2 separate regions of the Mus musculus genome follow, and region 2 is linked to region 1. Evidence: chromatin loops called from intact Hi-C (ENCODE). Cell type or tissue: left cerebral cortex. All regions are shown on one strand.

Region 1 (2,500 bases):
GCCATGTCGCTGAGCCTTATGCTCAAGACCTCGAAGTGCCGCACCGACTCCTAACTCATGGCTCAGGATGCTTCTCCTTAAAATGATTTTTCTTTGTGATTATGTGATGGCAATATGCATTCTGTAGAAACCACACTGTTAGTGTTGATCTTTCCCCCAACATAACAATATGGGGTACAATGCTCTCTCTATTGCTGGGCAGCCACAGAGAGCTGTGGCTCCCAGACACCCATGCAATCAGAGGGAAAGTTCACTCCACAGTCTACTGGGCTGCTTAGCTAGCTGTGCAGTAGGTTATCGCCTACAGTATCTCTACTATAGGTTATAACCCCATCATCAAAGAATAGGTATATTTCTGTTTTAGAAGAATGGTGGGAAGGAGGGTGAGGCATGACTGGGCCAAAACTGAAGGTTTCTGCTCACTCATTAAAATGGGCATTAGAGTCACTAAGGACATTGAAAGACCCACAGTTGAAGCCTAGATCCTTTTTTCTCCTCAAAATAGCAAATATCTGCAGTGTTATAGGAACCCATTATTTTCCTACACCATTTTTAATCAGTATAATGTTACACTGATAGTATGGAATTGAAATGAGAAGTGATTTATAATAAAAGCATGTGTTTCAATAAAGAAATACTTGGGCATGACCATACTGCAGGACATAATGAGTAAGTAATGAGATGACTATACCTGAGAGCAGAATTACCAGGAAAAACTGCAGCTGAAAATACAGGCTAGCCCCAGCCACAATGAGTGTTAACTGTTAATGAGTGTTTCTGTCTGGGACCACCCTTTTCCAAAACTCTTTCGCACATTCCAAATCAAATGACATACGTTCTTCCTTGAGTGTACACACTTGTCACGTTCCTGGGAAACCACAGGTGTTGACTCTGTGTGCAGAGAAATTGAATTTCTTAGCCATTTGGTCTGTCTAGGCTTATATCAGGAGGCAGAATCGGTCATTGTGCTGTGCATTGGTCTCACAAGTTTTGGATATCTGCTGTCAATGCTGGTAGCCCCTTAAAAACCAGGAGCCCAGACTTCCCTGCAGTTACCATAACAACTAAAACATCTCACCAATTTTCTCTTCACCCCTAGGGGGCGACAGCATTCCCTCTGAGAATAATTTAGTTAATGTCAAAGCAAATCAAAGAACAAGAGAAACAAGTGGCCCTGTTGTCACTTAGTGTGTTAGAGGTCAAGGCACTGCATTAGTAGGTGAGCTACCGAACAGTGTGAATAAATCAAGAGCTTGAACAGTGTACCCCAGTAAAAACAAACTTAGAGTTCTACCATGATGTCTGTTTCATTGTTTCAAAGCCTTTAACAGTGGCTGGATTCACCAGTAACAAATCCTTGTGCCCTGTCTAAAGCTTCCTCCTGAGGCAGCTTGGCAAGGGAATGGAGAAATGACTAGACTTGGAATGTTGACTTGATCCAGCTTCAGTCGGTTGAGGGGCAGTTGAATTGAGACTAGAACCAGGTACTCTCGTATATGATCACTGTGGGCTCAGAAGAGTCGCTGACATGAACCATGATGTTATCATTGCTACGGCACCTGTCAATCATCCTTTTTCGTGTTGCTAGCATACCCTGAATCCTCTCCTGTTTCATTCTGATCTCACCGTTTTTGCACCTATAGTTTTATTCTGGCAGTCATTTGAAGTGCTTCTTTGGGCAAAGCTAGCTTCTCTACCTTCTGCCCCGACTGAACAGCCACATGTCTCTTAGGCTTAGGTGTCCATGTATGTGTCCCCATGAGAACCATGAGGACCACTGGAAGCATGTAAGAATTCCAGTGGACCCAGAGTAGTCCAGACGCAGTGCCATGAAAACCCTGAAATAGGTGTGGGTCATCTGGATGGCTGCACAGAACACGAGGAAGAGAATCCTGACTAGAGATGGACTCAGCTCAGTTTGGATCCTGATCCTACCTTATGCAAGCTGTGTGACCCTCAGCATTTCCCTTCCTATTGCAATCACCCAAAAAGAATAATTGGGCAAGTAGTTACCATGGTGATAAATATGAGAACCTGCCTGGGTGTGTTTGTAATACCAAACATGGCATGAGGTATCCTCATTGGCTTAATAACCTCCAATTTTTATTTTGTAAACTTGTAAAAAGTAATCCTACAGAAGTAATGTATTCCCACCCCCAAAGTAAGGTGTTGTCAGTTACACAACAAGCAAGCTATCATGTACCTTTCAGCGTTCATCTGGGCCATGTTACAGGAGTAGCTAATGTTTGTTGAACGTTCACTCTGTGTCGGGTGCAATAGTCCCTTCCTTGAATACTGAATTATATTAATCTTCAGATCATCCTACAGAAATAAGGAGATAATGTATGCCCATTTTATAGATAAGAGCCTGGAGCATGGCAGATCCTAAGGGGCACTCCCAGATGACACATCGAGGAAGCAGCCATCTGGCCTTTCATCTATGCCTCTGAAGTTCTAACAGTCAGAGTTTTACTTTGCACCCTGCCTGCCTGATGAAAAA
Region 2 (2,500 bases), 70 kb before region 1:
ATGCATACACATGTACACATATGCACACAAGATGCACACATGCATACACATACACACATATGAATAAATGATGCAGATTTTAAAAATGTTGAATAGTTTAGCATAAAGGTAATCTTACCATATTAACTGTCTATAGGGTGGAGTTAGAACCAATCAACCCACCTTGTTTATCTACCTACGTCTCCTCCTCTTTGTCCTCCTTCCTTTTTCTCTTCCTCCTTTCCTTTGAATGATAAGACCCCAAAGCAAGTAAGATTTGGTGCATTTGGTGTGTAAGTCTAGACAGCCTCTGTGTTTTGTCTTTGGTTTTTAACTTGGTCTTCTGTGTTCCAATTGGTTCTGGTATTGTTTCACAGTTTGTGAAACTTTCATCTCTTTCTTCTGATATTCTAGTTTTCTTTTCACATCTTTTACCCAAGCACAAGATATGATTTACTCAGGATAAACAAGAGAATTTTGTATAATACAGATTGTTTTACACACACACACACACACACATACACACACACCCCATTTCTTGTAAGATACTCTTACAAGATGTGGCAGCCCAAAGAACATCGAGAGTCAAACCCACAGTTCACCGTCTTTGTCCTACAGATACAACAATAAATTCCAGCTCCGTGGATGTGGGGACTGGGAGGGGGAGCACTCCGGCAACTCTTTTCACAGAGTGCTAAGTTTAAAGTCAAGTTGAACTATTGTGAATTGTGATCATAAAAACAACAATTCCTTTGAGTCAGTCTCACTTTCTACTTATGTCAAATTAAAATAACATTCTTGCATCATTGTGTGGTACAGAGTTGATATTCTACAACTAGAGAGTATAAGATGGTGGCAATGAGTATTCAGTACATGGATTTACTTAAAAGAAAGAAAGCTGTGCTTAGCTTTAATTCATATATATATATATATTGTATGTTTCTATGTATATAAAATATATGTACTATATATGTATTGTATGTGTATATATGTGTGTGTATGTATATGTGTGTGTGTATGTGTATACACACACACACACACATATATGCACACACATACACACTCTTGGGAATTTTCTTTCCACCTTAATTTAGATCTATAGTAACAATGACATCATATCTAAGAGCACAATATACACATATGTATACACACAAACACATACACAAATGCATACGTGTGTGCACACACATACATTCAATTGGTGGTCAGCTGCCGTGTTTTGATAAATAAATATTAGCCAGAGAGTGATGGATTAATGCATGAGGTAAGTGGTATTTCGGTCATCTGGACAGCACAGAAGTACTAGGGGCAGTCCAGCCCTCAGCTATCCCCTGGTTTCCAAGTATTCGAGAGACCTTGCTTCTTACTTTGCAGCTACATCTCTTCTGTGTTTCCAGCCCTTGCATTTAAGAGTCACATGGCCATACATGTGACTGCCATGGTACTGGTCAGAGCACACAAGCATCAGTCACAGCCTAGCCCCTTCTCCTTTTGTCTGGACAACTGTAAGGCTGTCGGGAGTGGAAAGTAGCCAGTGACACTCAACTTGGGTTGAGTTGCATGAGAGCCTTGCCAACTCAGGCTTAGAAGGAGCTTAAGTGAACAAGCCACTGCCAGTTAATAGTCAGCCTCACCTATCAGAATATATAAAGCTGCAGCCTACAGGCTGTTAGCAGTGTCCTTGGACTTAATTTACATAGTGGGAAAGAATTGTTTATTTTCTTTCATCCGTCTCTTTATCTATTCACATTCAACATTTTTCTAACACCTTTTCATCAGTCTGGTTGTTGAAAAAGGCCCCACTGCCTCTGCTTTCGAGGGACCCAGACCTAGCTGGACACATAAGAAAACCACACTACAGTGTGTGATAAAAGAGTCAGATAGAGGAGGGAAATGGGAACCAGAGAAAGGGACACTGATCCAGGTTTGGGGCCCTTTGAGCTGTGCCTTAGTGGACGAATGACACTTTCGCTGACTGAGCAAATAGTAACCAGCTAATATCTGCCATGTGCTGTGGACAGAGCGGTGCACAAGACAAACAGATGGTAAATAAAGACAAACCAGCAAATTCATTTCAGAGATTACTGAAAATTACAAAGTCACTAAAAAAAAAAAAAAAAAAAAAAAGGTTACATACCAGAGATTTACTGAGCAGAGAGACATGGATTTGAAGATGGGAAAGTGGCTTGTGAAAGACAACCTGTGGAGACAAGTTTATCAGCAACTGTGGGCTCTGGTGTGGAGCCCTGGTCTGAGGGGAAACTTTCCAGATGAGAGAATATGGGGCAGAAAGAGGCTTCATTTCTATGTCAGACGTTGCCAGGATACCCAACTTTTCTCTTGCTGGATTTAATTTTTCTTCACGTTCCCTTGCTTGCAGCGGGGAGTTTAAATATATCTCTTCCAGAAGAGGTATCTATTATTGGACTTGAGTGTTTTTATTTTAGGCATCTCTGAGAGCAGCATTCTGAGAACAAGCAGGAAAGATGAACAAATAAGCTTTTAAGCAAAGAGGTTGACG

The links. A loop is a pair of places that touch in the nucleus more often than their neighbours do. Peaks named below come from ENCODE experiments on the same cell type or tissue, not always from the same donor. Only the 100,000 strongest peaks of a DNase experiment are listed, where the experiment ranks them.
Region 2: a loop joins it to region 1, with 2.2 times the contacts of the local background. A loop is called at or near these places in 3 of 42 quality-filtered maps.

What each region holds. Positions count from the first base shown.
Region 1 is chr4:104,724,765-104,727,264 of GRCm38, forward strand. All of the region lies in intron 14 of Dab1 (disabled 1), which reads left to right. Among named protein-coding and RNA genes, the nearest start is that of C8b, 40 kb to the right of the region's middle. In left cerebral cortex, a CTCF peak has its summit at 1,110 (motif pointing right); a DNase peak (open chromatin) is centred at 1,099.
Region 2 is chr4:104,654,436-104,656,935 of GRCm38, forward strand. All of the region lies in intron 7 of Dab1 (disabled 1), which reads left to right. Among named protein-coding and RNA genes, the nearest start is that of C8b, 110 kb to the right of the region's middle. In left cerebral cortex, no CTCF peak of the experiment used is centred here; DNase peaks (open chromatin) are centred at 1,468 and 2,461; H3K27ac peaks cover 1,274 bases.